5 separate regions of the Homo sapiens genome follow, and all the other regions are linked to region 1. A link is a loop called in an ENCODE intact Hi-C map of the cell type or tissue named here. Cell type or tissue: gastrocnemius medialis. All regions are shown on one strand. Links, peaks and the distances in the headings refer to the core of each region. The heading gives the core; the rest is flanking DNA.

What was found. Peaks named below come from ENCODE experiments on the same cell type or tissue, not always from the same donor. Only the 100,000 strongest peaks of a DNase experiment are listed, where the experiment ranks them.
Region 2: it touches region 1 in a loop (4-fold over the local background); 15 of 110 quality-filtered maps call a loop at or near these places.
Region 3: it touches region 1 in a loop (17-fold over the local background); 40 of 110 quality-filtered maps call a loop at or near these places.
Region 4: it touches region 1 in a loop (12-fold over the local background); 101 of 110 quality-filtered maps call a loop at or near these places.
Region 5: it touches region 1 in a loop (7-fold over the local background); 47 of 110 quality-filtered maps call a loop at or near these places.

Annotation. Positions count from the first base shown.
Region 1 is chr10:95,360,274-95,366,561 of GRCh38, forward strand. The region is part of intron 22 of SORBS1 (sorbin and SH3 domain containing 1); the gene reads right to left. Among named protein-coding and RNA genes, the nearest start is that of PDLIM1, 72 kb to the left of the region's middle. In gastrocnemius medialis, for the core only: CTCF peaks have their summits at 3,228 (motif pointing left) and 3,432; no DNase peak of the experiment used is centred there; H3K27ac peaks cover 3,753 bases.
Region 2 is chr10:95,204,368-95,210,655 of GRCh38, forward strand. It overlaps ACSM6 (acyl-CoA synthetase medium chain family member 6), which reads left to right. Exons shown (of 11, transcript NM_207321.3): 4 at 2,841-3,048; 5 at 6,283-6,288. The region is part of intron 3 of LOC107984257 (a long non-coding RNA gene); the gene reads right to left. Among named protein-coding and RNA genes, the nearest start is that of ACSM6, 13 kb to the left of the region's middle. In gastrocnemius medialis, for the core only: no CTCF peak of the experiment used is centred there; no DNase peak of the experiment used is centred there.
Region 3 is chr10:95,130,472-95,136,759 of GRCh38, forward strand. LOC107984257 (a long non-coding RNA gene) reads right to left here. Exons shown (of 10, transcript XR_007062253.1): 7 at 1-6,288. Among named protein-coding and RNA genes, the nearest start is that of ACSM6, 61 kb to the right of the region's middle. In gastrocnemius medialis, for the core only: a CTCF peak has its summit at 2,662 (motif pointing right); a DNase peak (open chromatin) is centred at 2,670.
Region 4 is chr10:95,243,975-95,250,262 of GRCh38, forward strand. It overlaps PDLIM1 (PDZ and LIM domain 1), which reads right to left. Exons shown (of 7, transcript NM_020992.4): 5 at 3,241-3,392. Among named protein-coding and RNA genes, the nearest start is that of PDLIM1, 44 kb to the right of the region's middle. RefSeq lists an enhancer at 1,439-1,498. In gastrocnemius medialis, for the core only: a CTCF peak has its summit at 2,727 (motif pointing right); DNase peaks (open chromatin) are centred at 2,747 and 5,267; H3K27ac peaks cover 5,000 bases.
Region 5 is chr10:95,180,286-95,186,573 of GRCh38, forward strand. The region is part of intron 3 of LOC107984257 (a long non-coding RNA gene); the gene reads right to left. It also overlaps the pseudogene PAWRP1. Among named protein-coding and RNA genes, the nearest start is that of ACSM6, 11 kb to the right of the region's middle. RefSeq lists silencers at 3,049-3,348, 3,539-3,868, 3,889-3,938. In gastrocnemius medialis, for the core only: a CTCF peak has its summit at 3,476 (motif pointing right); a DNase peak (open chromatin) is centred at 3,476; H3K4me3 peaks cover 1,212 bases; H3K27ac peaks cover 920 bases.

The DNA of each region.
Region 1 (6,288 bases), core at 483-5,482:
ACTGAGGTCTCTTTTGAAGGTATGGTGTCTGAAGCCCCTCCCACCTTGGTTTGGGGCTACCACACCTCCTTAAGCATTGGAGATCAGTAAACTAAATTGGGCTTGAGGCTGCATCCATACTTTGAGTTCCTATTCTTCTGCAACCTAACTATGTAAACAAAGTACAATCTAAGAGTATGCTCTTATAACAAGTAGCTGAGTCTCAGCCAATCACAGCAGCCAAGCTTCAGCCAATCCCAGGCTGCCAACTGATCAGCCCACATCTATATAAATGCCCAAATAGGCAACTGTGGAGCTGCAACCAATCCAGCTGTAGCTGTACTTGCTGTCTTTTGTTGTTTATAAATGCTGCCTGCCCATGTTGCTGGGTGAAGCTCTCTGAACTGCCCCTGGTTCTAAGGGCTGCCTGAACATAAATCCTTCTATGCCTTAAATAAATCTGCTAAATTTAATTTGTCTAAAGTTTTTCTTTTAACAGAGTGACTGACAGCAGCTTCCATTCTGCTGTGCCTGCTATCCTTTGAATTGCCTCAGCTTTGGCCAGAACTTTTTTTTTTTGAGACAGAATCTCATTCTGTCGCCCAGGCTGGAGTGCAGTGGTGCCATCTTGGCTCACTGCAACCTCTGCCTCCCGGGTTCAAGTGATTCTCCTGCCTCAGCCTTCCTAGTAGCTGGGACTACAGGCATGCGCCACCACACCCGGCTAATTTTTGTACTTTTAGTAGAGACAGGGTTTCATCATGTTGGTCAGGCTGATCTCAAACTCCTATCCTCAGGTGATCCACCCACCTTGACCTCCCAAAGTGCTGGGATTACAGAAGTGAATCACCATGCCCAGCCTGTCCAGAACTTCTAAGCCATCTTCCTAAGTTCCTAATAACTTTGTTCTGTCATGACTCTTGACCATAACTGGCTGCCTGACCTCACATCTCTGCTCTACCTCACCAACAGTCAGATCTCACCCCACCCCAACCCCTCAGCCACCTCACTCTCTGGCCTTATTCCACCCATTATCACCGTTTTTTCCTGCTTCCTACCAGAATGATAAACTAGCACTCAGGAAATCTCTCAGAATGGATTTGCCAAGCCAATTGTTTTTTTTCTGATACCAAAGCTAACAAAACATGCTTTTTCCAGATGGGTAACATTTTGAAACTGAGGCACTCCTTGTTTAAAAACAATACCCAAGAGCTCTACAACAATGCTGTGTCGCCCAGGCTGGAGTGCAGTGGAGTGATCTCAGCTCACTGCAACCTCCGCCTCCCACGTTCAAGTGATTCTCCTGCCTCAGCCTCCCAAGTAGCTGGGACTACAGGTGCCTGCCACCAAGCCTGGCTAATTTTTTTTTTTTTTTTGTAGTTTTAGTAGAGACAGGGTTTCATTATGTTGGCCAGGCTGGTCTTGAGCTCCTGACCTCATGATCCTCCCGCCTTGGCCTCCCAAAGTGCTGGGATTACAGGCATGAGCCACCATGCCCAGCCACAACAGTGTTTTTAAGTGTATCATATCCATCAGATCTTCTAATGTTGAAGAGAGACCATTTGTTTCACTGTACAAAAGGGGAAACTGAAGACCAGAATGTCAAAGGCATTTGCCCAAGGTCACAGAGTACTTGCTCTGTCCAAGTGTACCAGAGAGGATGAGAGAAGCAGCCTTATCCCCTCAGCTGGTTGAGAAAGGTCCAATCAGGAATAGCAGCTGAGTACTTAACAAAACAAGTTAAGTTCAGAAGCTCAGCTCTGAGCAGCCTTGATTAACCCAGATTTTGGTTCAGGAAGAGCAAGCAAGAAGAGCTAGCACAGAGAATTCAGCCTCTGGCTAAGATGCAGAGCTGGCTGCTGAGTTTCAAGGGGATTCAACAAAAACACACTCACTGGAAGAGTAAAGTGAGAGAACAGAGCAATCATCCTAGGGCCAACTGTTTCCAATTGTGCTAACGGGCAGGTTCCGGAGGCAGTGGACAGAGTCCTGGAGACTGGGATTCCCACCTGACTCCAACAAGGAATGTGGATCAGTAGAGGCAAACCCACTCTTGTTTAAAAACTTGCGAACAGTCTGTTTCTCTTGGCCTCAATTTCTTTCACTTGCAAAACTAATAGGCATGGGGAGATTGTACAAGAAACCCACCTGCAAATCTGTTATGTACACAGACCCTTCTTTTGAGCTCCAGACACATACATTCAACCGCCTTCTAGACATCCACCTGAATGTTTCTCAGGCATCTTAAACTCAACGTGTCCCAAACCATCTTCCATCACACAACCCAGAAAGCTCAGGAAATCGGTCCCCTTCTCTCTCTCTCCTTGCTCCTTAAGCCTAATCAGTCACCAAGTCCTGCTTCTTCCCTATCTTTGACACAGCTCACATTAATCCCTTTACTCTCCACCTCCCGCCTTATCATTGCTCACCTACAACTGTACAACAAACACGCATTGCTCCCCCAGTCTCCAGCCCTGATGCCCTCCAGTCATCTCTGTCTAGAAAAGATCTCATCATGTCATTCTACTGCTCATTTATTCGGTCAACAAATATTTACTGAGCATCTATTAAGTGTCAATCGCTCTCCTAGGTGAAGATTCAACAGGCAACAGAACGGACAAAAAGTTCCAGCCTCATAAAGCTTACATTCACCATTCAAAATAATTTAGTTATTTCAAGAAGAAGAAGAAGAAAAAAAACCTAACTGTTGTTAACTGTGGCTTTGCAGGAAGGAGTCTAGATAATCCTCTAGAAGTTTCATTTTATAGCCTTTTGTACTGCATGAAAAAAATTATATCTATACTGATATTGTTATTCACATTTTATTTGCACCTCCTCCATAAAGCTTAACCTTTCTTCCTCCACAAAACAATAGGTGCTCACTCCTCCCTCCTGGGCCCCATCATTGCATTTACCCCACTGGACTCTGGTTATTTACAAATCTGTCTCCCCTATTACACCTGGAACCCCTTGAGGGCAGAAAGTTTATCTTCTTAATCCTTGCATATCTGGTGCCTTGCATGGTTGTTCAATAAATATTAATGGAATAAATGATTCTATAAAATTAAATGCCTACATGCATACAGATTTCTGACACATTTGTAAAGTCCCGGAGGACCTCTACTGTTTCATATAGTTCTTCAGGTTATGATCTGTGTTTTGTTCTCAAATCAGATTAAGGGGAAAAAGCGTTTGCTAGTCTACCATCACCATATAGGGAAGAACAGCTTGTTCTTGAGTGCCACCTGCTGGTCAAATAGAGTAAAGCTCTTTGGTTAGGCAAAGAAGGTTAATCAATGCTGAAATACATTGAAATGAAAGTAATGAGTAGTTACCACTACTGATTTATAGATCTGAAATGCTAGGAAAATAAAGTACAAAACTGGACACACACTGTGATGTTAATTATAAAAAATATATATATTGAAGGCAAGGACTTGTAGTTGTATTGGATATTGGGACTATGGGTGAATTCCTCTCTGTTCCCAGTTCTTTTAATATTATCATATGTAATCAGTGTTAGTTAATAAAATTATCAATTGAAGTCTGTCCAATTTATTAAAGTGGACTTAAAACAACACCATCACTTCTCCAGTTGCCACAAAACTGTGAACCTGGGCCACCTGTGACTCCTCCTCCTTCATTCTTTGGGTTAAGGTCAAGTCCTGCCAATGTTTCTGCCTACACATCATTCCTGTCCAACCAGTGAAAGGCACTAGGTTCAACTTACAAGCTGCCTGCCTCAGTGCTAACCAAGTTGGATTTCAGTTGATTAAGATTTACAGATCCATCCATTCATTGAGCAAACATTTACTGTATGCTTTCCTTTGTGTCAGGCACCCCATTTAGGCTGGTTCCTCACCAATTCCAGATATGAAAAAATCTTATTCATTTGGATAAACTGGGGGAAAACCAAGCCCGATTACTGAAAAATCCCCAAATGGTAGACTAGCAGGAGGAAAAAACTCATTTATTCCTGCCAAGTATTTCATGAGAGCTGAAAAACAGAGGCTTTGAAGACCTATTTTCAGTGATATAAATAAGAATTCTTGGTAAATTAACAGATTGAATATCTTCACGCACATTCACAGTGTCTGAAAACAATTTGCTCTTTTAGTCAGCTTACATTAGTACCCTCCAATCCTGCTAACCCAATATCATAAATAGTTGCTTAAATTGTGTGTGTGTGGGGGGGGGTGTTTGCTTTTTGTTTTTCTTGAGACAGAGTCTCGCTCTGTCACTCAGACTGGAGTACAGTGGTGCGATCTTGGCTCACTGCAACCTCCGCTTCCCGGGGAAGCAATCCTCCACCTCAGCCTGCTGAGTAGCTGGGACTACAGACGTGCACCACCAAGCCCAGCTAATTTTTAAAGTATTTTTTGTAAAGAGGAAGTTTTGCCATGTTGCCCAGACTGGTCTTGAACTCTGGCCTCAAGTGATCCCCCAACCTTGGCCTCCCAAAGTGTTGGGATTACAGACGTGAGCCACCACGCCAGGTCTAAATTGTTTTTTAATAGCTTGAAAACATTAAACCTTAGTATATCTTCTGCTAACTTATTACAAAATTTTGAATCAGTATGGGGCAGATGAGAGTTTACTGCCAACCCTAGTCCCTTGGCCTAGAGCTTCACCGTTCCTAATCTGGATATGGCTCTGCCCTGAACCTGCTGAGGAACTATGGCATTACACTGCTTTGATGTGCCTATTTCCTCATCTATAAAATGGGGATTAAAAATAATGCCTCATCTTGGAATGTTCAGAGGATTAAATGAGGTAAGGTAGATAAAATACCAAGCACAGGACCTGGCACGTAGTAAATGCCTGATAAATTGTTAAAATGATGTTATTCGATACCTGTGCTCCTTTATCCTGACTGCCTGTGGTAGCATTTGCCACTTGGCCTTTTCATTTACTAACCTTATGTGTGTGTGTGTGTGTGTGTGTGTGTGTGTGTGTGTGTGTGTGTTTTGTCCCAAAACTATTAAGGGACTATATCTACATTCCTATTAGAATACAGAGCTTAGTGCCTTGGATCCAGTAGAGCTAGGGAATTCACTCTGCCAGCTGTCCCATGAAGCCCTTTCCGTCTTGTGCAGTTTAGGGGGATGGAGGTGAGGAGGTAAACGAGGAGAGCAGGCAGCAGGGTTAACACGGGCAGTCAGGACTGCCAAAGTGACAAGCTGAGAATAAAGAGGTGGCCTGGGGGACCAAGGAGAGCTTGCTCGGAGCTGTGGCCTTGAGGACACCCTTTATCTGCAGGTAGCCTAGGGTCATCTGGTGGGCTTCATCTCTGAAGGCACATCCTAGGACCTAGAGGACCTGTGACTTATTGTCATTTTTAGAGCTGAAGGCCCGGCTCAATTGGAAGCTCTTTAAAAGGGAGTGAGCTGCAAAGCCAGAGTAGGAGACACGGGTTGTGATGCTACACCTGAGCCCTGACACCTGTCATATTGGCGACTGAGTCACCAACCCCACAGTGAATGCAAGAGACTTTACACCAGTCCTTCTCCAAGGTGGGAACTGTCCCCTAAGGCAGTCCTTCTCTAGCTGCTGTCTTAATATGTCTTCTTAATTTCTTCTTATGCTCCTGGGTATATTAATCATGAAACACACATATTTATAGAAGAAAAATTAACATGATGGATCTAGCTAGAGCTTTTGATCACTACCCTAAATAGATTAAATTTTTCCATTTTTCCACCAAAATACCCAAATCCCTGCTGACTTTCAAATGAAACTCTTCCTGTAAAGCACATTCTCCAGCAATGTAGGTAGGATATGTCCCAGAGACCACAATATCTGTCAAAAAAAAACCTTATACACTCAGCAACTCTGCTCATTGTGGATTTATCCAACCCTACTAGCATAGGTAATAGGTGTGTCTTCCCCTCATTGTCATATTTCAAAGAACAAGACACAGATGCGATGGTGACAAAATAAGAAAAGCTCCTACCAGAACAAGCTCCTTTCCTAAATTCACTGGGTGCCCCAGGCACTGTGAAGACTGGGGCCTTGCCCTTGAGGAGTTTATAATACACTAGCAATTATAAAAATACAAGAGTATATGTCAGGTATACAGCAACAGAAGTAAGGACCACAGAGGTACTAACGTGAGCCTGGGTACAGGAAGGCTCCACGAGGGCCTATCTATATAAGCTAAAATGTTTGCTATTTATCACATATAGAACAGGAGGTGAGGGTAGCACTGAACATTTTCAGCTGGGATAACAGCTTCACAGCAAAGTGCTGAGAAAGGCAATCTGCTATAGGATTCAGGATGGTTTGGCAGGGGAAGAGGCTGGTGGCACC
Region 2 (6,288 bases), core at 493-5,492, 160 kb before region 1:
ATGGTGAAACCCCGTCTCTACTAAAAAAATACAAAAATTAGCCAGACGTGATGGTGGGCACCTGTAATCCCAGCTAATCCGGAGGCTGAGGCAGGAGAATCGCTTGAACCCGAGAGGTGGAGTTTATAGTCAGCCAAGATCACGCCACTGCACTCCAGCCTGGGTGCCAGAATGAGACTCTGTCTATTTAAAAAAATAATAATAATAATAATTTATCAGGTCTTTTCAAGCCATTAATGAAAGCATTGATTAGTTCTTAAATGATTTAAAGATAACTGTTTGAAAACGTTAAATGTCATAACTCTACCTCCAAATAATGTACCAAAATAAATTCAAATGAACCATTAAAAATTGAAATGTTAGAAAAGGACTTAAGTATTAGAAGAATATATAGGTGAGTACATAAACTCATGGAAAGGCTTTCTGAATATGACACCAGATACCCAAACAAAAAAGGAAAAAAAAGATGTACTACACTTAATGAAATTTTTAAAATTTCATTCATCAAAAAAATCACTATAATGTATAAGAAACATCTGTGTGGCCAACTTGGAGGAGGGACCAGGGTGCACTCCTCCCTTCTCCATATATGTGAGATCTGTCTGTGTGATTACATCTGATGTGCCCTTTTGGTGGCATCCAGAAAGCTGCACAGTGATGGCTCTAACAACACATGCATCTCTCCTAATGAGAGAGCTCTCAATTATTATAAATTACTCAACATGATAAAGTTAAATTGGCTTTTAAACTACGCTGACATTATCACAAGAAATTTCAACATTATATCTGTAAACAAAATGAAAAGCTGTTAGATTATTTTTTAGATATAGTTTCTACTATTATAAAGTTCTAGTATTTTTCTTAAACCACCACAAAAGAAATTTGAACACTGCCTTAGTCTGCTTGGGTTACTATAGCAAAATGCTATCAACTGAGTAACTCATATATAACAGAAATTTATTTCTCACAACTCTGGAGGCTGGGAAGTCCAAGATCAAGGCAGACGCAATGTCAGTGAGGGCCCACTTTCTGATTCAGAAATAGCTCCTTCTAGCTGTGTCCTCATATGATGGAAAGAATGAGGGATCTCTTGGGAGCCTATTTTATTAAGGCACTAATCCCATTCATGAGACCTCCACTCATGATCTGATCACCTTTCAAAGATCTCACCTCCATCACCTTGGAGTTTAGAATCTCAACATACAAATCTGGGTTGGAGGACACACAAATTCAGACCATGGCAAAGACAAATGCCAAAATCGAAAACATATTTGCAACACTTATGAAAGATAAGTGGTCAATGGCCTTAATGTAGAAAGAGTTCTTACTAATCAATAGGGAAAATAAATTAACATTACTTGGCACTCCTCTTCAAATGCTTCATCTAAGGGTGGGGGCACTTGAAAGTGTTTGCAGTTATCTAAAGAAAGATACTTCTTTGTGTCACCCACAATTGCACGGTTTCATATATATATACTCAATGCTAAAGGGTAACTTGATAGCTATAAGATGGCAATCAGTGATACTGAACAGGTCTTTTCCACTGTGTCCCTCGGCCTTCCCATCAGCCCAGTGAGTAACTCGAATTAGATGAACTCCCCATTCCATGCCAGATCCTGTTTCCTATGACTTTGTTTTGGAGATATAATTTATATACTATAAAATTCACCGTTTAAAAGTGTACAAATCCATGGTTTTTAGAATATTCACAAAGCTGGGCAACCATCACCACTGTCTATTTCTGGAAGATTTTCATCACCCCAAAAAGAAACCCATTAGCAGTCCCTCCCTATTCCCCGCTCTCTGCAAAACCTGGCAACCAATAATCTACTTCCTATCTTTGGATTTGCCTCTTCCAGATATTTCTTACAAATAGAATGCAACATCTAGCTTTTTGTCCCTGACTTCTTTCAGTTACCATAATGTTTTCAAGGTTCACCCATGTTATAGCATGTGTCAGTACTCCACTCTTTTTATGAATTAATAGTATTTCATTGTGTAAATATATATACTATATTTCATTTATCAGTTCATCAGCTGATAGATATTTAGGTTGTTTCCACATTTGGGCTATTACGAACAATGACATTTTATGATGCCCAAGAGATTTCAGTGTGAGAAACAGAAGATGAAGGTGCAGTATGTGGGAAAGGCCCACACCGGTAAAGCAGATCCTTTTCCAAAAATCAATAGGTCTGTAGTTGGGAGTGTAAGCATTACTGCAAGACAAGCAAGGTCATCACCAGTTAATCCTAGAAGTATTCTAGTTCTCTAAGCCTGAAAACTAAAAAGAAGCGTCTGTCAGAAGAGCCTCTGGCACACAGATGCAACCAGCGTATGCCAGTCTCATAGGAGGTCCACAATAGGTGTTCTATGGATGCAGAAGAATCTATAGAAACAGCCCAAGAAGAGAGGCAGGAAGGTCTTTTTGTTTTGTCTTTTCTCCAGTGCAAATCCAGAAATCCACAGCAAAAGCCATTCTCAAGCCATGAGAAAACAACAAAGAGGAAGTTTTCATAATCCCTTTGCATCACAGTTTCAAAATTAGGCTATATTTCAAGTAACTGGTGGTCTGACACTTAGCCATATAAACTCAGGACCTGATTGAGGTGAAAGGATAACAGCAACAGAGCCACAGATCACTGGATTGTTTCAGTGGGCTCAGTCTCCTGCCTGTCTCAGTTTTCCCCAGTCGCCATCGTGTTACTGACCCAATAGAGAAGAGAGACTCCTAAGAGAGAGGGTAACCCAGAGACCTCATCCATGCCTGCCAGAATGCTTGAGGAAAAATTCTCTACTCAAAAGATAAAAATGAAGCCTTCTTTTGTGGTTTTTTTCAGGAATCACCTTTGTGCCTGGGAGCCCCCAGCTGACTGCCAAGAAAATTCGCTATCAATTACGCATGTCTAAGGCCCAGTGCATTGTGGCTAATGAAGCTATGGCCCCAGTTGTAAACTCTGCCGTGTCCGACTGCCCCACCTTGAAAACCAAGCTCCTGGTGTCAGATAAGAGCTATGATGGGTGGTTGGATTTCAAGAAGTTGATTCAGTAAGTGGACACTGAATATGAGATGCTTAAATGAAGGAAATGTTTGACTTTGAAAGATGATGATATATGAGAAAGTGGTGTGAGTGGTCAGAATGAAAAGCTGAATGGCAATTTCTATGCAAGATTAGATGATGTATGAGAAGGTGGTGTGAGTGGTCAGAATGAAAAGCTGAATGGCAATTTCTAGTCCTGAAAAAAGCAGAGTAACCCCCAACACAAGCATCCCTGGTCTGACCTACAAGTTCCCAGTCTGAGTGAAAGTCTTATGTTCTGATTCATATGTAACCATTCGTTCTGAAAGGATAAAAAATTAGGTAATATAAATATAAACATATTACAAAAAACATAACAAAAAACTTATATATAGACTATATATAATGGAATACTATGAAGCCATAAAAAATGAAATCATGGTCGCACATGGTGGCTCATGCTTGCAATGTCAGCACTTCGGGAGGCTCATGCCTGTAATCCTAGCACTTTGGGAGGCCAAGGTGGGCAGATCACCTGACATCAGGAGTTCGAGACCAGCCTGGCCAACATGGTGAAACCCCGTCTCTACTAAAAGTACAAAAATTAGCTGGGTGTGGTGGCACACACCTATAATCCCAGCTACTCAGGAGGCTGAGGCAGGAGAATCGCTTGAACTCAGGAGGCTGAGGTTGCAGTGAGCCGAGATTACACCACTGCACTCCAGCCTGGGGGACAGAGTGAGACTCTGTCTCAAAAAAAAAAAAGAAATAATGTCTTTTGCAGCAACATGGATGGAACTGGAGGACATTATCTTATGTCAAATAACTCAGAAACAGAAAGTCAAATACCATATGTTCTCACTTATAAGTGGGAACTAAATAATGTGTACAAATGGACACAGAGTGTGGAATAATAGACACTGGAGACTCGGAAAGGTCAGAGGATGGGAGAGGATGAGGAATGAGAAATTACTTAATGGGTACAAGGTACACCATTTTGGTGATGGTTACACTGAAAACCCAGACTTCACCATATATATATGCAATATCCACGTAACAAAACTGCACTTGTTCCCCTTAAGTTTATACAAAAGTAAACCTCACCCTCACTGGGATATGGGGAAATACTTATTAAAATAGCGAGATGATGCCATGTTCATCCTCAAGTTAGCCAAATACAGTAGTGCCCCCTTATCTGTGGCTTTGTTTTCTGCGGTTTCAGTTACCTGTGGTCAACTACCGTCCAAAATAGGTGAGTACAGAGATCACATTTGCATAACTTTTATTACAGTACATTGTTATATTCTATTATTTGTTTTTGTTTTTAATCTCTTACTATACCTAATTTATAAATTTAACTGCATCATAGGTATGCATGTATAGGAAAAAGCATAGTGTATATAGGGCTTAGTACTATTGATGGTTTCAGGCATCCACTGAGGGTCTTGGGACACATCCCCCACGGATAAGGCAAGACTACTAAATTAAGTTTGATAATTATCAATGTGGTCTTTAGAGGGCAGTATTTCAGTGTCCAGGGATGTTTAAAAAAAAAAAAAAAAAAAAAAAAAAAGCAGTAAACGAGACAGTCAAACCCCGACCCTCATGGATTTTATATTATAGACAACAAATAGACAACAAGAAAACACATAAATTATCAATATAATAAAGTTTCCAAAAGAAACTCCAAAACAAAACAGGCAAATTAAATAAATTGGTCTGATGTGGAGATGGGGGAATGATTTTAGATTTGGTGACTTCTGAGGTGAGGATAAGCTGAGATTTGAATATGACAGAGCTAGCCTTTGGAAGCTCTGAGGGAACACTGTCCCTTGCAGAGGGAACTCAGAGGTAAAGGACCTGAGGTGGGAGCGAGCTTAAACTGTGTGAGGAACAGAAAGAACACCAGGGCACCTGAAGTGCGGAGAGTGGGGAAGAGAGTAGCAGGAGAGGAGGCCGAAGCGCAAGGGAGGGGAAGACTGCGGCAGGTCTTGGAGGTCATGTAGGAGTCGTCTAGGAAACACTAAAGGGAAGGACTTGATCTCAGCCACAATTGTGAAACTCCCTCAACTGCTGTCTGAAAAATGGGAGACAAGAGAGATAGTAAAGGGACCCAGGAGAAGGCTGTTGCTGTCGTCCAGATGAGAGGCCGTGCCGGTGTGGACCATGGTGGTGGCAATGGAGACAGGACCGAAAACAAGCCAGGCAAATGAGGAACTCACCTCAGGCACAAAATGTAAAAGGGCACTGAAAAATCCAGTGATCGAGGGAAATAATATTTTAATTTTAAAATAATTTTTAATTAAATTATAAAATAATTTTTATAATTGAAGTTTTAAATTTCCACAAATATTTATTTTATATATTTATGTAATGTTTTCATAATTTATAATTTTATAAACTGTATACTCTTTTCAATTGAATAATTTAATTTTTTTTAATTAAAAAAATCAAATTGGTAAACTTCTCATGACAGACCAGCTGCCTATTTTTATAAATAAAGTTTTATTGGAACCAGGGACAGGACTGGGCTGACAGGTAAGGTGAGTCATGCAAGTGCCTATCTGGATTATAGGCTGTGTGAGGACTGCATCTTGAAGCCGGCCTGAATCCCATTCCTAAATCATACTGGGAATATTTGAACAGTTTGGAAGTGTTGTTGTCCTGTCTTTGTTTTAAATTTCAATATTTTGTTTATCATGGATTTTTGCATTAGTTTTCATTATTTAAAAACATTTCACTAAAATATTATTTATCTTGACTACTGAATTTGCTGGTATCCCCTTAAATATCACAATGTTTGTGGCAAATGTTTCACTCACTCCACCTTAGTCCCATCCCTGGTTAGGAATAGTGAAGAGAGAGAGACTTGTGACATGTTTTGGAAGTAGAGTTGTCAGGGCTTGGCAATGGTTAGGATGTGGCACAGATAGCTAGGTAGGTAAGTCGATAGATGGGGAAAGAGGAACAATAATGATTACTACAGATTTTTGACTTGAGCAATTGAATGAATAAAGAGGGTCTTTTACTGAGAAAAATAAGGCTGGCGTATAAATGCATCATATATTTCTTATGCAACAAAAATTAATGCAAAAAAAATTTAAGGGAAAAATGGCAGCTGCCCCTCTAACAAATAATCCTCAAATATATCAAGATACCAGCTGTTATTTTTTAAAATCAGAGATTACCAAACCCAGGGCCTAGGCACTTAATCAGAGAACCTAAATTTAGATCTCACTGTTGCCTCTTTCCTGGCTTACAGAGTTGC
Region 3 (6,288 bases), core at 621-5,620, 230 kb before region 1:
TTTGTTTAGGTCAATGTTTCCCATTTGGAATGGCTGTATTTATGAAATGCCTGTACCCCCATTGTATCTAGGAAGTAACTAACTTGCTTTCAATTTTACAGGCTCATAGGCAGAAGGGACTTGCCTTGTTTTAGATGAGACTTCAGACTTTGGACTATGTACTTTTGAGTTAATGTTAAAATGAGTTAAGACTCTGGGGGACTGTTGGGAAGGCATCATTGGTTTTGAAATGTTAGGACAGGAGATTTGGGAGGGACCAGTGGTGGAATTATATGGTTCGGCTGTGTCCCCACACAAATTTCATCTTGAATTCACATGTATTGTGGGAGGGACCTGCTGGGAGGTAATTGAATCATGGGGGCAGGTTGTTCCTGTGCTGTTCTTGTCATAGTGAATAAGTGTCATGAGATCTGATAGTTTTAAAAAGAGGAATTTCCCTGCACATGTTCTTCTCTTTGCCTGACACCATCCATGTAAGATATGACTTGCTCCTCCTTGCCTTCCACCATGATTGTGAGGTCTCCCAAGCCATGTGAAACTGTGAGTCCAATTAAACCTCTTTCTTTCTTTTGTAAATTGCCTAGTCTTGGGTATATCATCTTTATCAGCAGTGTGAAAAACAGACTAATACACTCTGGAAGTTGCTTTTCTAGTCTTGGGGAATCATTCCCTTTGGGCCTTCCTGATATGATTGCTAGAAGGGCTGGGTGAATTGTGCAATGCTTGCAAAGGTCTGGGTTTTCTCATAGGGCAAAGAAATCTTGTATATAATGGACCTTGGGCCATTTTCCCTCCCATATGGAGAAAAGATCTAATTCTTGGACACAATTTAAATTAAAGCTTCCTTCCACAGTTTAGGCTGTTTCAAGTGGGTAAGAAGGCCACACCTTTGTGGGAAAAAAAAAGCCACTTTTCTTCATATCTCAGGGTAAAAAGAGTCCCAGTGTTTTCAAATGCACTCCAGAGGACTACAGGCCGAAGATGATCTGTTACTCATCTAGAAATGGAAGCATGAAAAAGATGTCCCTTTAGTCTCCTTCCTATTGGTGTGACCTAGGGTGGAGGGGAAGACAGTGGTGGCATGCTCCACCTACTGATTTCCCTCCTTGGCTCCTGAGTACCAGCACCTTATTTAATGTGCTGCCCATGGCTGCATTCTTGCAACCCTGCAGCCATTTAAAAATACAGGACCAGAGGAACTAAGCAATTGAGATTAGTCATGCTTACCCATGTGACTCTAGTCCTCCACTTGTGATTTCCCTTTGACTTCCTAGACTTATGTGGCCTCTGTGGCTCCTAGAAGGATGGATCTTGGGAAAAACTATAATATTTGCATTTGAGCAAGGCTCCTTTAATGGATAGTGCATGCTAGATTGAACTCTATATCCTGCTTATTATGGCCCATGTTAAAGCGTTTACCCTTAGAGAATGGTTCCAATTAACTTCCAAACTTGAAATCCCCTTGCTGATTGCCATTCTAACTGGTGTGAGATGGTATCTCACTGTGGTTTTGGTTTGCATTTCTCTGATGGCCAGTGATGATGAGCATTTTTTCATGTGTCTGTTGGCTGCATAAATGTCTTCTTTTGAGAAGTGTCTGTTCGTATCCTTTGCCCACTTGTTGATGGGGTTGTTTGTTTTTTTTCTTGTAAATTTGTTTGAGTTCTCTGTAGATCCTGGATATTAGCCCTTTGTCAGACAAGAGGGTTGCAAAAATTTTCTCCCATTCTGTAGGTTGCCTGTTCACTCTGATGGTAGTTTCTTTTGCTGTGCAGAAAGGATCTAGAACTAGAAATATCATTTGACCCAGCCATTCCACTACTGGGCGTATACCCAAAGGATTATAAATTATGCTGCTATAAAGGCACATGCACACGTATATTTACAATAGCAAAGACTTGGAACAAACCCAAATGTCCATCAATGATAGACTGGAGTAAGAAAATGTGGCACATAGACACCATGGAATACTATGCAGCCATAAAAAAGGATGAGTTCATGTCCTTTGTAGTGACATGGATGAAGCTGGAAACCATCATTCTCAGCAAACTATCAATCACAAGAACAAAAAACCCAACACCACATGTTCTCAGTCATAGGTGGGAATTGAACAGTGAGAACACTTGGAACAGGAAGGGGAACATCACACACTGGGGCCTGTCATGGGGTGGGGGTAGGGGAGAGGGATAGCATTAGGAAATATACCTAATGTAAATGACGAGTTAATGGGTGCAGCACACCAACATGGCACATGTATACATATGTAACAAACCTGCACGTTGTGCACATGTACCCTAGAATTTAAAGTATAATTAATTTAATTAAAAAAGAAAAAGAAAAAAAATCCCCTTACTATTTCAGTACCATTTTAATTGGAGGCAGAATAGGTGCCTTAAAAGAACATAGGGACCAAATGGCAGTTTTCTAGTTGATGGGACAGTATCGAAACTAAACAACTTTGTCTTTGGAGGACATTTTACTCCTAATTGTTGTTGAAGGCAGAGTTTTCCTGTTCACAGAAGCAGCATGAAGCCTGGTCTCTAGCAGAGGGGCACAAAAAGGGAGGAGAATTTGGAGGCTAGAGTGTTTTGGCAGAGGACCAACAATGTGCTTCATGGAGAGAATTCCCATCCCACTAGGTGGCGCTGTTGACCTTGAAATGCCATGTGATCTCTAGACTAAGGGCACAGGGTGACCATGACATGTCATGTGCTCTCCATACCAAGGGCAGAGAGTGAACTTCAAATGCCATGTGCTCTCCAGACAAGGGTAGAGTGTTACCTGGAAATGCCATATGCTCTCCAGACCAAGGGCAGAGAGTGACTTCACTGTGATGAGGGACCCTCTATTCCTAGAAAATTACAACGGCATTCCCTTGAGCTACACCTTCAGTTACTATGGCATTTCCTGATCTTACCTAACAAGATTACTTCCCTGAACTGTAAAATTGCTGTGGCATTGCATACAAAGAGAGAGAGGATGGGAGACATGGTGGTTGCAGACAGGAATGGAGGAAATTATAGTATGAAAGCTGGAGATCCTGTTGCTGACACTCTGTCAGGCAGTCAGAGGATGAGGTCAGTCCAAATCCTTTGAACAACACCAGGGAGTAGCTTCCGCCAGAAATCCTCAGTTGCTTCAGAACTTTTTCCAGCCCCATTCAATTGCTAGGTCCTCTGAAAGAAAACTGGTTCAAACATGGCCAATATGCCCAGCAACGTGTGGGTACTGGGGGATTCTACATGTTTTCCCCAGCAAGCCTCTCCCCCATGTCTTGTAAAGCTGGCAGCCATGCTAATTATTTTTAAATGACTGAAGGGAGCCCAGTATTTGGTATGATTTGATTCTAAAATGGAGGCTGAGAGCCTTGAAATGAAAGGACAGAGTTGAGTTTCACTCCTGTATTCAACATTCCAATGAAAGTACCTTGGGATCCTGGACACACCCCCAGTATGAAGATGCATTGTTGTCTAAGGTAAATACCTGAGGTTCATCGTCTTGCAACAAGAAGTCTAAGGGCATGGACACACACAAGGAGTGAGTTTAGGAGTAGAAGTTTTATTTCCAAAGAAAGAGAAAGGAGAATAGCTCTCTCTCTTGTGAGAGAGGGGGCGTCCAAATAAGAATTCTGCCCCATGGCAGAGTGAACCAGATTTTACAGACAGGCTTGAGGAAGCAGTGTCTAATTTACATAGAGCCCACAGATTGGTTGGACCAGGGGTGAGGTTTACATAGTGCATGGGGAAGCTGGCCATCCCATCCTAATCGTCTTATTATGCAAATGGGATCTTTGCTTGACTAATGCCATGTTCCCTGCTCCTTACTGTACATGTGGCTGGCAAAGAGAAGGGAAGATGGAACTGACATTTTGAATGTGCCCAGTCCCAGGCAGCCTTTTCTTATTAGCACAACTGATGGCATTCACCAGTGCAAGCTTCCAGCTTGTTTCTCTATGTCTGCAAGTCATTTTACAGTCTGCTATTTGTAGGAAAAGAAAGTATTTTGGGCTGCTTTTCATTAAAAGGAAAACCTTACTGAGGACTCCTGTGCTCTCACTATCTGCCTAAATAACTTTTTAAAACTCATATATTACTAACATATGTTGCATCTTGGAGAAGTTTCCATATGCATTGAGAAAAATGTGGTTTTTTGTTACTGTTGTGTGGAGTGCTTTGCATGTGTCTGTTAGGTCCAACTGATTATAGTATTGTTCAAGTCCTGTATTTTCTTATCGAAGTCCTGTCTGGTTTTCTTTTCTTCATCATTAAAGAATTTTTTTTGCTGGATAAAGTATTATAGACTGGCAGTTATTTCCTTTTAGCATTTAGATGATATTATTCTATCATCTTCTGAATTTCATTGCTTTTATTTAGAAGTTAGCAATAGTATTGTTACTTTGAAAGGAAATGCATTTTGTTCTCTTTCAATTTTTAGGAACTTTCTTTAATATGTGTTTTATAGTCTTTTGAATATTTTCTGCCTAAACATGTTTTCTTATATCTGGTTTCAGGCTCATAGTTCTCCTCCAATATGTAACCCAATATCTTTAATCTGCTCTGAAAAATTCCAGGTGTTTATCTGTTCAATAGCTTCTTCTCCATTCTATCTTATCTCTCCTTGGGAAGTCTAATTTCAACCTAAGCTCTATAAGCTTCTTCATTGCCTTTTCTCTATATTTTTTTCTTAAGACTGTATGTTGTTTTCTCATTTATTTTCCAATTTATGAATTATTTAGCTATGAAATATCTGGTATTAAACCCATTCATTAAGCAATTCGCTATAGTTAGTGTATTTTTAGTTGCAAAATGTTCATTTAATATTTTAAAATATTTTATATTGTTATGCTGGTATTATTTACCTTTGAATTTATTTCTATATATATGTAGTAACATTTACTGTTATACAACTTTCAGAGAATTCCAAGATTTATGTTAATGTGGGGTTTTATTCTGTTGTCTATATTTTATTCTCAAACTTCTCTATGTGTCTTGTTTTTATTTCTATTTAGACATGGGGTCTCCCTATGTTACCCAGGCATAACTCAAATGCCTAAGCAGAAGCAATGCTCCCATCTCAGCTTCCCAAGAAGCTAGGGCTACAGGCATGCACCACTATACTTGGTATGTCATTTTATTTTTTTGCATATCTAGTTCTTTCATGTTTTCTTTTGCTCTGTTGAAATATAAAATAAATGCAGTTAAGAGCAATCATATTAAGTATAAACATTAATGAATATTTACACGTGTATAAACTTTCATAAACACCATTCACATCAAGATCTACAACACTTCTAACATGCCAGATGCTCTATTATGCCTGTTACAAGTACATTTGCCTCAGAGAATGAGGTGTTATTCTGACAGAAGGTTGATTTTGTCAATGAGGGTTATACTCTACCAATGTAAAAAAATGGAGGACTTCTGGCAAGATGGCTGAATAGGAAGAGCTCCAGTCTGCAGCTCCCAGCGAGACTGACACAGAAGGTGGTGATTTCTGCATTTCCAACTGAGGCACCTGGTTCATCTCAATGGGACTGGTTGGACAGTGGGTGCAGCCCATGGAGGGAGAGCAGAAGCAGGGTGGGACATCGCCTCACCCTTGAAGTGCAAAACGTCGGGGAATTCTCACCCCTACCCAAAGGGAGCCATGAGGGACTGCGCCATGAGGAATGATGCACTCCGACCCAGATACTGTTTTCCCCATGGTCTTCACAACCCCCAGGCCAGGAGATTCCCTCCAGTGCCTACACCACCAGGACCCTGGATTTCAAGCACAAAAGTGGGCAGCCGTTTGGGCAGACACTGAGCTAGCCGCAGTTTTTTTTCATAACACGGTGGCACCTGGAATGCCACTGAGACAGAACCATTCACTCCCCTGGAAAGGGGACTGAAGCCAGGGAGCCAAGTGGTATAGCTTGGTGGGTCCCACTTGAATGGAGCCTAGCAAGCTAAGATCCACTGGCATGAAATTCTCGCTGTAGGCACAGCAGTCTGAGGTTGACCTGGGAAGCTCAAGTTTGGTGAGGGGAGGGATGTCTGCCATTGGTGAAGCATGGGTAGGCAGTTTTACCCTCACAGTGTAAAGAAAGCCACTGGGAAGTTAGAAATGGGCGGAGCCCACCACAGCTCAGCAAGTCCACTGTGGCCAGACTGCCTCTCTAGATTCCTTCTCTCTGGGCAGGGCATCTCTGAAAATAAGGCAGCAGTCGAAGTCAGGGGCTGACAGAGTACCTGGGGGGAAGGGGTGGCTGTGGGCACAACTTCAGCAGAGTTAAATGTCCCTGCCTGA
Region 4 (6,288 bases), core at 720-5,719, 120 kb before region 1:
AATGGGAATAGTTTCAGTTTTGCAAAATAAAAGAGTTCTATGGATGGATGGTGGTGATAGTAGCACAATCACATAAATGTACTTAATACCACTAAATTGTACACTTAAAATTTGTTAAGATGGTAAATTTTATATTAAGTATATTTCACCATTTTTCTTAATATAACGGCTTCTTCTGCCTGCAAGTTTTGGAATTTGATCCAGAACAAGATGAAGGTGAGGAACCAAGGGCCCCTTTCTCCTAGTCTAGAAGCTGAATTTTACCCAAAATGAGACAGCTTGTGTTGGGTCTTCAAGGTTTATGACCAAATACTGCTGTAGCCAAGCTTCCTTCAGGGAGGGGCCTTACTCACTGTGCACCTGGCAGTTTACAGACGTGGCTTTACTTAACCCTGTAAACAATCCCATGAGGTCCTGGCTATTAGCTTCAATGGATCTGTGCAGAAACTAGAGCTTAGAAAGGCAAGCAACTTGCTGGAGGTGTCACAGCAGGTCAGAGGCAGATCCTGGATGCCAGTGCTCTTTCTGCCCTGCAGCACTGCTTTCTGAACCAGAGGCGTTTCTGAATGACAGGACCTCTCATCAACTGCTTTTACTACCTTAACCTTTCACCATTTTATCTCAAATAAAAACAGGCATTTGGGGCCGGGTGCAGTGGCTCACATCTGTAATCCCAGCGCTTTGGGAGGTCCAGGTGGGCAGATCACCTGAGGTCACAAGTTCAAGACCACCCTGGCCAACATGGAGAAACCCCATCTCTATTAAAAATACAAAAATTATCTGGGCATGGTGGTACACATCTGTAATCTCAGATACTTGGGAGGCTGAGGCAGGAGAATCGCTGCAACCTGAGAAGCGGAGGTAGCAGTGAGCCGAGATCATGCCACTGCACTCCAGCCTGGGCAACAGAGCAAGACCCTGTCTCAAACAAAAACAAAAACAAAAACAAACAGGCATTTGGGTTCCTTCCCCGAAGAGCCTTCTGCATGTAAAGAATGTTTAGAATGGAATTTATCCTGTTACTGTCAGTAAAGATTTAATGCGGGTACACAGTAAGAGATACAGGAGAAACTACAAGATTTGCTATCTCCCTCTTCCCTTCCAGCAGAATCTTGATTCTCTTTGGGGCAAGAACCATCCAGACTAAGGGCTAAAATTTTTTTTAAAAAGAATCCTAATTCCCAGACTCTCGTTTAACTAGGTGTAGCCAGGTGACTAAATCATGGTCAATAAAATGGAAGAGTAGTGTGGGACTTCTGGGAAGGAGAAAGCTGGCTCATCTGAAATTGGAACTCCCCGGTTAGCATTATCTCCCTTCTTCCTCCCTGTCACCTGGGGGTAAGCATGATGGTTGGAACACCAGCTGCTAACCAGGACCACGAAGTAACCTTGGGAATAGAAGCCACAAATTTGGGTGCTGGAGTGCCGGATAGGAGTCCAGATCTTGAAGAGCATGGAGCTTCCAAATCCATGCTCAGGTCCTTCTCTGTGAGCTGAGATGAGCTCTGCAGCATGTCTAGTTGGGCACGGATGAACTTGACCTTGCCTCTCATTGAAGGGTTTCACATCCACGTAAGAGTGAAATAAGTTGTGGTTTCTCACATGTTTTTACAAAGCTATCATCCTCAAGGGTTGGCCCCCAAGTTGTTTGTCAGGCAAAGCTAATACTGGAACTTGATACGAAGTATGGCTCATTACTTCCCAGCTGCTCAGCTACTCCAAGCAAAAGAGGAAAGCAGTGGTAGAACAGTATCATTTTAGCATAAAAGAAGCACATGCAAACACATGGCCCATGGTTTCCTAATTTCCTATGGTTGTAAACTGCCACTCTCTCTAAAGAAATCACACAAATGGGGAGGAAGCCCAGGTGTCGGGTGTGTTCAGAAGAGAACTTTCTTATCAGAAAGGGCTCCCCAGGAAGCTGAATCTTCGGCTGCGGACTTTGAGGAGGGAGGTTCATCTTCCAGAGGGCACAAGCCTCTCAGCCAACATGCCAATCCCTTTGCAGCCTGGCTGAGGCAGGTCTCACACTCACCATCACAAGGTGTCCCCTCACTGGAGCATCCACTGTCTCTTTGCAGATGGGTCCATGAGAGAGATAGAGGGCATAGAAAACAAGACCCCACTGAAGTGCCCAAGCCTCAAGAAAGGAAGAGAGAGTGTGGAGGACTGGGCATCACAGGGACCAGGAAAGGGTACAAAACCCAGCTCTCTGGAAAAGACTGCCCATGAGCATCACAGGAGGTGCTGATGAGGAACTACCAGGGAAGAAGCGGGTGTGAGGGCTGCTGATCATCTTTGTGAGGGGAATAAAGCATCCCTTCTTCAATACATCCACCTGTCACAATTTCTCGACGTATAGCATTGTTATTAAGTGAAGATACTTTTACCACTGTCCACTTAAACATGATCATAATAAATGTACGTTACATAATGTCTTCAGTGAGAAGCATGTCTCCTGAGACCTGCAGAACCCTACGGGGTGACCCTGGGTGCCTCAACATCAAAGCTCACCCCAAGGACAAGAAAGCCTCTTCATGACATTTCAAACACCACAATAACTATGAAGCGAGTACTCAGTTACGATGATGGATGTTTTACACAACTTATGCCATTTCATGACCATGATAATCTTAGAGGAAAGGAGTTTTATCCCTGATGGACAGATGAGAAAACAGACCTGGGAAGGTTGAGATTTGCCAAAGGTCACAGAATAAGAACATGGCCACAAGGGGGAGCTCTTGGGCCCTCAAGAGGCCACCCACCTTAGAGCAAATGCAAACACATGCCCCCAAGCAAAGCCAGCCCCTGGCTTCACCGAGCACTAATTCATTCTCATTCTGCTGCTCATTGCCCATGGCCTTCATCACTGAAGTTCCTCAGCCACTACCAAGGTATTGTTTCTGGGCTCAAAGCAAATAAATGGCCAAGGGACAGACCAACAGGCTCCCACAGCAGTCAGGCTCACCCCAACCTTAGCATCCTCTTGCACATGTGACAGGACACAGTTGGCCAGGCCTGGAGTTTCTTAAATACAGACCCAGATGGGAAAATGTGGTCAGCACTCTCTTCCTCTCTCTCTCTCTCTCTCCCTCTATCTCTTTTTAAAGAATTTCAGCATTTTAAAAGCCCATGCCCTCCAAAGCAGGCTCCAGAGTGTGTTCACCTGTGCTTCCACAATGACTGACTCTCACATCTGACCTTGAACAAGAGCCTCTGACTGCAGATGGAGCTGATTACCTTTTTCTTCAGACTCCAGGATTTCCTGCAAAACCAAGAAAGACGTGGACTGTTTCGGGGGCTCATTCAACTCCTGTTTCTCCTGAAGCATCTTGTAAACTTCAGATTCTTTGTCGATGACAAGGCTGCTTGGAGGCTGAGCATGGTCTAAGCTGTAAAGAATGTTTGAAAAATTGATTAGGACATGACAGAAGTTAAAAATAACTTCACCAGGAACCTCCTCCAGGCAGACACTGCTGATTTGAAGGATGGATAGAAATGATCTCAAAGCCCTCTCCTAAATCAGCCACAGACCTGCTGCCAGCACAGTGAAACTGAGATGTCTTTGTAGTCAGAGCTGGCTGCTGCTTCAATGCAATCAGAGGCTCTTCTTCTAAATAGCTTCAGTAGCTCAATTACTTTTTGGCCTAATCCAGTGGAATGAGAATGCTCTATCTCTTTATAAATTCCATCAGCAGCATTATGTCCAGAGAAAATTTAGAGAAAAAAAAATGTCAACCACAAGCCAACCATGAAGAACTCAGCCGGGTCCCCCTTGTATGGGCCACAAACATTGCTTGCACAAGCAGGAATCATAGTGTTATTCATTCCCGACGATCTCACAGTGCTTTCCCTGTCTATAAATACTTCCTGATTCTCAAGGCCAGGCACTTGGGTCTCCTCACCTATAACACAGAGGTAACAGTACTTTCCTTGCCTGGTTCACAGTTTGGTGGTAAGGATGGGACACGCAAGTGCTTTGTGAACTGTTGATGTTCAGGCCCAGGGACTGGGCAAGCCAGGCCTTGTCTTCCCCACCTTCCTCCTGTCATGCTGGGTGACCCAGAACAAGATAAGACAGGCAGAGCCTGCCTCTTTCCCTGAGGGCTCCACTTTCTAAGCAGTGGACGGTGACAGGGAGGTAGTCTCTCATCAGCTATACCTGTAAATCTATCCTCCATCTGACCCCTTCTCACCTCCCCACCTCCCCCAGGTCCAAGCCATGCCATGCTTAGGCCAAAGTGATGGCCTCTATTCAAAATATCAGAGTGATATTTTTTGTTTTTTAGAGACAGGGACTCACTCTGTCACCCAGGCTGGAGTACAGTGGTGCAATCACAGGTAACTGTAACCTCGAACTACTGGCCTCAATAGATAAATCCTCCTGCCTCGGCCTCCTGAGTGGCTAGGACTACAGGTGTGCCACCATCCCCCGCTGATTTTGTCATTATTTTGTAGAGACAGAGTCTTGCTGTGTTGCCCAGGCTGGTCTCAAAGTCCCAGCCTCAAGTGATCCTCCAGCCTCGGACTCCCAAAGCGCTAGGATTATAGGCATGGGCCAGAGTGCCTGGCCTAGAATGATATTTTAAACATGAATCAGACTGTGTCATGCTGTGGCTCAATGTATTCTCATTTGACTTAGCACAAAATATTTAGTTTTAATACTAAAATATATGTTTAATCAAATTCAACTTTTTTGGAGTAAATGTTATCACAGAGGAGAAAGTCCCTCACATATGTGACCCAAACTTCTCCCTCCACACACATCCCCTGCCAGCCCTGGCCCACTCTGCTCTACTGAGACCAGGCTTCCCGCTGTGCCTGGGAAACACTAGCTTCACAGCCTATGCACTTACTGCACCCTCAGCCTGCAATGCCCTTCCCAGGTGTTGTCATGGCTCCCATGCTTCATCCAGGTCTCTGCTCAAGTGCACTCCTCAGAGAGGCCTTCCTGACCCCGACTCCAAACAGTCCGCCACATCCCCACTATCACTCTTAACTCCCTACCTGCTCTCTCACCATGGATTCCAGTGTATTCCCTTATTTCTTTGTTGTCTATCTCCCCCTGGAAAGTAAGCCCCAGGAGGGCAGGAGCATGGCCTGTCTTGCTCCCCATCACATTCCCAGGCCCGGCTCAGTGCCTGGCACAGGTCACAGTTCAGCAGGCAGCAGGCATCAGGCAAGTGAACGAACACTGCAGAATGGGTCCAGGGCCTCCTTCCTCCTTGCTGTGCTCCCCCTGTTCCTGCAGGCTCACGAGGTCCTCCAGGGCAGCCAGCCTCTGAGGGTTGTGCCAGGGACATGGGCAGCCCCACCTCCTGGCCCCAGATCACCACCTTCCTCTCAGCTGAGCTGCTAAGGAGAAAGGCCAGTGTGCCCAGTGGAACCAAAGAGCAAATATCAGATGGTGGGGCAATTTATTGATGCAGATGGATAGATTTGTATATAAACAAGTTGTGCTTCCTGAGTAATAAAGCTATAAAGTCTCCAGCCCACCAGGCTGCCTCCCAGCTTTACAGATGCAGGCAGTGGCCAGGAGTGGTTTTATTCAGCAACTCTAAACAGACTCTCTTTAGGGCTGGAGCCACTTTCACAGGTGCAAATGAATTATATCAGTTACGCTTACTCATTTCCAGGGTATATGTTTTCCCTGGGTAATTCTCCGCAAGTTCCCTTTTCCTCTCCCTCTCTTCCTCTCCTTTCTTCCTTTCTCTTTTCTGAGACAACCTCTGGGGCACGTTCAGTACTCAGGTCCCCAGCTAAAGGCAGAGTCAATCATAGCAATCAAGGTCCAGGTGTTTCCCTTCCACTCCAACCATGTTCTCACAATAAAGGAAAAGGCACCCAAAGAGTGGCATATGCTTCATGGCTACCAAAGAAGGTCAGAGTTTAAGTAGCAAGATTCATGGGTTGGTCACTCCGGCCGGCTGCATTTGGGGAAGGGAAAGCAGCTATCCCTGCCTGTCCTGCCCACTCCTGCTTGGCCTCTTCCCCCACCTGCAGGGAACTGTGGGTGCCTCTCAGGGCAGGCAATGGGGCCACCTGGGGGAGTTGTTTTAACCAAGGGTCTTTCTTTGTCTCACTTTCCAGCCCTTTCTTTGAGTTATATGCCTGACTCTTTGAGTCCTGAGTTTGGAACTTGCCCCATAATAAGCATATTACATTATTTTTGGATAAATCTTTTTTCTATTACACTTAGGACTATTTTAAAATTGAGATCAGACTATGGAATGTTCTTGGGAAAGATTTTTCTTCTTCTTTGGTGTATGTTATGTCTGGAAGCCACCA
Region 5 (6,288 bases), core at 570-5,569, 180 kb before region 1:
TCTGTAATCTCAGTACTTTGGAAGGCCAAGTTGGGTGGATCGCTTGAGCTCAGGAGTTCGAGACCAGGCTGGGCAACATAGCAAAACCCAGTCTCCACAAAAAAATACAAAAATTAACCAGATCTGGTTGCATACGCCTGTAGTCCCAGCTACTCGAGAGGCTGAAATCGAAGAATTACTAGAGCCCAGAAAGCAAAGGTTACAGTGAACTGAGACTGTGCCACTGCACTCCAGCACAGGTGACAGAGCCAGACCCTGTCTCAAAAAAGAAAAAAAAAAAAAGTGTGTGTGTGTATTATATATATATATATATTAGGGAATATGTTTGTAAAAATTATAAAATGGTTCTTATCTATAAAATACTGATAGGTGACAGACAATTTAAAATTTCTTACTTTCAGCTAGGCATGGTGGTTCACAATTATTTTTATTACAAAAATAAAATTTCTGTAATCTCAGCACTTTGGGAGGCTGAGGCGGGCAGATCATCTGAGGTCAGGAGTTCCAGACCAGCCTGGCCAACATGGCAAAGCCCCATCTTTACCAAAAATACAAAAAATTAGCCAGGTGTGGTGGCGCATGCCCATAATCCCAGCTACTTGGGAGGCCGAGGTGGGAGAATCACTTGAACCCGGGAGGCGGAGGTTGCAGTGAGCCAAGATCATGCCACTGCACTCCAGCCTCGGCAACAGAGTGAGATTCCGTCTTAAAAAATTAAGGAAATTTTCACTAAAATTTAAGGTTACTAAGAGTTAAAATTTTTAATTAGTACATATAATTCTATATATACAATGTGCCAAAAAATAAGGCGTTCTTGGTGAGAAAAAAATTATTAGAAAGTCATAAAAAATACATTTTATTGAGAAAAAGAATATTTTTATCGAATTTGGGGATCATTTAAAAGTTGTTTCACAGTAGCTAGAAAAGAACTAGTAAGTAGGAGACAGATGTAAAGAAAGTTATGGATATTAAGATGTAATTTTGGTAACAGAAGTCTTTCTAAAGATTGAAATTTGACATTAAAATACATTAATACAAAACAACAAAATAAGTTGGTCCCCTATGTTAGAATGACAGTTTGCTTACTGATTTGCTCTTAGTAAAATTTTAAGAGGTTTTATTTTTAATTCTAAAATCTTATTTAATAGAAGATTTAAACTAGTTCTAATTCTTCCTGAGATCTAACTAACTTCCCTAGTTTCAGATTGGAAATGCGGTGTCTTTCTTTCAGAATGGCCATTTCATTTCTAGAGGTAACATTTTTCTTTTTCAAACTTCTCAGATTTATATCCGAAATTCAACTTTCTCTGTACCACATTGCAGGTCATAAACCACTGCCTTCTGTTTTCTCCCCCTTTAAAAAGGTGTATCTTTTTGCATGGCCACAATGGTAACAGTGGTAGCTCTGTCTTTCAACATTTTTGTCAACTCCTGTAACATTTTTTCTCTGGTTCTAGTTCTGCTGTTATGGCCTGACACTGAAATGGTTAGCATGAAGGTCTGGAAAACCAATGTTTTCCTCCAACATAACTTGAATCTGTACTTTTGGCTTTTCTTCCTATGTCTAAATTGTTGTTCCATGTAACCAGGAAACTTCCCATGCTGTTACTAACAGCCATGTATTCCCTGGCTCATGGTACTAATTTCCTTGTTTACATTCCTCTAAAATACAGTGTACACTCATATCCCCGTACATACTCTTCCTGTGTCTGATTAAATTCAAGTACCCTTTTTGATTACTCAGGAAAACTAAGCTTTAAAAGGGTTCGAGTTTTCATATCCACATAACTTTCTGTATAGCTTTTAAGTCTCTGGTTAAATGACTATTCTTTTAACAGTGACCTGTGATTCTGTTTTGATCAAATGTTTTCAATCTTTGACAGGTTTCCCCAGAGTCAAAAATCCTAAATTAAGTCTTAAAATTAACTTCGGGACTGTTCAGCTGGGTCCCTGGAGAGTCTAAAGAATGGATCTCTCACCTTGTAGAGATATTAAATTATTAGATTTGGTAGACTGTATGAGCGGGCATTGTCAAATGTTGTGATACTGCATGGGAGAGCATTGTCAAATTATGTGATATTAGATCCCACTTCAGTTACATTTATAGGTATGTTATTGACACGCATGTTCCAAAAATTATATAAACTTATAAAAATTTAATGATTCATAATTTTGATTGTTACGCTAAATATTTGCTAAAGTTACATTTGTATAAATATGTTATTAATGCATTCTGAAGATTGTATGAAATTTATAAAAGCCTGGTGGTCCTGATGTGATGCTGTCAGTCATGATTCTGGTTATTGTCTTAACATGCTGCACGTAAGAGAAGTAACTAAATTTCCTTGTCAATTGGGAACTTTCATCAGATTTTCATCATAGCTATTCTGTTTCCATCATCCACAGTTCTGCTTTGAATTCGAAAAATATTTGCGATCAGCGATAGTCCAAATTTGCTTTTCATGGAAAAAACTCTTAACAGGTCCTCTTGAACACAGGTTTCTGATAACTTTCAGATCAATAAACTACCCCAGCCTTTACCACTATGCAATATAGGCATGTAAGAAACTTGTACTTATACCCTTTAAATATATTAAAACAAATGTTTTAAAAAAATAAACTAAACACAAATTCCTAGAACTCTAATAAACTTAAGGGTTCAAAAAACTGCTAAGCAAGATCAAGCAAAACAAAAAATCTATGAAATTAAGATAATATTTTTATAACTTTTATTTAAAACACTGTTGGTTGTATTCTAGATTTAAGAAAGGTTTCTCACAGATGTTATCTATAATTTACATCAGTTTGGTAAAGCACACTTGTAAACAAAGGTGGAAGCATTTGGTTTTTCTCCCTACTTGATCCCTCCAAAATTTGGAAACTATTCACAAATATTCTAATTTTCGTTTACATATCGGCTCTTTATAAGCAGGATAAAATCGGAAATATTGGTTATATTATCAAGGCTTTGACTGAAACATCATATTTAAGAATATGCATAAAATGCCCGGATTCAAGAGTTTCCAGCCTTACAGTGAGGGGAGAAAAATGTCACTTCCTGGCGGACCTGACAACCTTAGAACTTTTCGGGGAGAAGCTTGGCAGGGAGGGGACCTGGCAGCTGCTCCTGGGCAGGAACCAGAGGGCAAAGTCCGTGGCGACCCTCGGGCCTGGCGGGGACCTTACGCTTCCCGGCGTCTTTCCCTCTGCCCCGCCGGCTGCTGAGGGAGCGGCGGCCGCCCTGCGCCTGGAGGTCGTTCCCTCGCCTCCTCCGGGCCGCGGGTAGCGAGAGGCGGCGGCGGCCGGAGCCGGTGTGGGCGGCCTGAGGCGAAAGCCCGGCCGGCCCCTAGGGGAATGAAACAACCACCGGCTACCAGAGCAACAACGGCCTCCGCGGCTGCACCGCCGACTTCCCGGAGGAGCGAAGGCGCCCCGCAAAAACACGCCGCAGAGCGGAACCCGGGCCCCGCCGCCCCAGCAGGGGGCAGCAGCGACGCAGACAGGAAGCCCAGGTCCTGGGCGCTGGACACCTCGGCGGCCTCCGCGACCAATGAGCGCCACACCAACCTCCAGGCGGCGCTCCCACCGCACCTGCCGCCGCCGCCGCCCCGGGGCGAGAACTGCGCCGTCGGCCCTGCCACGCTGACCCGTGGGGCCCCGGCCGCCGCCCCAGGGTGACGAGGAGGAGCAGGACGGGGCCCCAGAGAAGGGCAAGAGCTCAGAGCTCGGGCTCCAGTGCCAGGAAAAGGCCAGGAGCAGAAGATGGAGAGATGGAGAAGCAGCAGGTGCGGAGAAGCGGCGCTCCACGGGCTGGGTCAGCATCCGCTGGCGGATCTTAGATGACTTTGAAGATGAGGAAGCAGGGCAGAAAGAGCGGAAACGAGAAGGTGCAATGACACAACGGAACCCAATGCAGAATCCAGCCCCAGGACTCAAACGCTGGCTTTAATTCCAACTCACACCCCGTGCCCCTAATCAGAGAGGATCAGGGGAGATGGAGGACCCAAGGAACCCTGGCACCTGAAGGGTGGGAATCTGAGGCCAAGACTGATTGTGGGAAATTGTGGGAATCAGGAAAGGAGGAAGTGAGGCAGAATGGGGGGACGGCGGGGGTGGGGGGATGGCGGGGAGCTGGGCTAGGAAGGATTAAAAATCAGAAGCTCAGAGGCGAGTAGATCATCTGACGTCAGGAGTTCGAGACCAGTCTGGCCAACATGGCAAAGCCCCGTCTCTAAATAAAATACAAAAAAATAGCCGGGCGTGGTGGCGCGCGCCTGTAATCCTAGCTACTAGGGTGTGCTGAGGCAGGAGAATTGCTTGAACCCGGGAGGCGGAGGTTGCAGTGAGCCGAGATGGTGCCACTGCACTCCTGCCTGGGCGACAGAGCAAGCCTTGTCTCAATAAATAAATAAATAGTTAGAACCTTAGGAAGGATCCAGAGGGGAACTGTCCTTAGGAAGGTGCATGCTGGGGATGAAGGAATTGGTTTTAAGACTCAGGAAGTGAGGGCAAGGGAGAGACGAGTGTTGGGGGTGCAGTGGGGTGCTAATGCAGCAGCCAAGCAGAAGACTGGAGGAAAACAGAGCCCTTCTCCTCCAACTCCAGCTGCTCCTCTGAGTCCCAGGCCACCTGCTCCTGTGTCTGCCAACCTACTGACATGTCTCCCAGCCCTGCTGGAATGCTGTTCCTCCTGATCTCTGCCCTGCCCCAGACCTTTCACTAACCCCACCACCCCCACTGTCCAGGTCCTACCACCCCACTGCCCCGACCATAGCCTGCCCCTATCCCAGATGCCTCTCCTTCCAGCCTCTTGCCCTAGGTGACACAAAGGGGACCTGGACATGCAGGTGAAGAGGGTGTTCTTCTGGGTCCTCCTGCTCAAGTATCCCGCTCATGCAGTTATGAGTGTGAGTAAATGTTGGATATGACACAGATTCTATTTCTCAAGCTGTTTCACACTGTGGTTTACCTAACAGTGTTTTTGTGGAATCATCTATGGGGATTTGGTCCTCCCTGCAGACCTCAGTGCAGATTTCTTGAGCAGCCTACAGGGGCTCTGGCCCCACCTGTCCACACCAAGTTCTGGGTCCTGCATGCCCTGCTTGGCCCAAATACAGCAAGGTTGACAGGATGGAAAGCTGAAAATGGTGACTTATAATATCGAAAAGTAAGGATTTCACGGCCCAGTGAAACAGAATGGAGAACCCAGAAATAAATCCTTGCATTTACAACCAACTCATTTTTGACCAAGGCACCAGGAACATACCTTGGGAAACAGATGGTCTCTTCAATAAATGGTACTGGGAAAATGAGACACGTGAAGAATAAAACTAGACTTCTATGCCTCATCATATATAAAAATCAAATCAAAATGAATTAAAAACTTACATGTAGGAAACTATGAAACTACTAGAAGAAAACATAGGGGAAATACTTTAGAACACTGGTCTAGGCAAAGATTTCCTGAGTAAGACCTCAAAAGCACGGGTAACGAATGCAAAAATTGATAAATAGAATTACATCAAGCTAAAAAGCTTCTTCACATCAATAAAAATAAAAATAAAGTGAAGAGACAACCCACAGAATGGGAGAAAAATTTTCCAAACTATTCATCCAACAAGGGATCACTAACAAGAATACGTAAGAACTCAAAAACAAAAATTCCAAATAATCCAATTTAAAAATGGGCAAAAGATTTCAATAGACATTTCCCAAGAGAAGATACACAAATGGCCAACAGTTATATGCAAACATGTTTAACATCACTAATCATCAGATAAATCCAAATCAAAACCACAATAAAATATAATTTAACCTCAATTAAAATGGCAATTGTCAAAAACTCAGAAAATAACAAATGCTGAAAAGGACACAGAGAAATGGGAGCGCTCAAACACTCTTCGTAGGAACATAAAATAGTTTATCCACTATGGAAAACTGCATGGAGGTTCCTCAAAGAACTAAAAATAGAACTATCATATGATTCAGCAATCCCACTGCTGGGTATATGCCTACAAGAAAGAAAATCAGTATGTCGAAGAGACATCTGCACTCCCAGTTTATTGCAGCACTATTCACAACAGCCAAAATATGAAATCAACCTAAGTATCAACGGATGAACGGATAAAGTGTGGTACATATATATGAAAAAAAAAGGATTTGTGAATATACTAAAAGCCATTGAATTGTATGCCTGAAATGGGGAAGTTGTATGCTATATGAGTTCTATTTCAATAAAGTTGTTTTTTAAAACATAAGGAATCTTATTTAATAATCATCATGGGCATT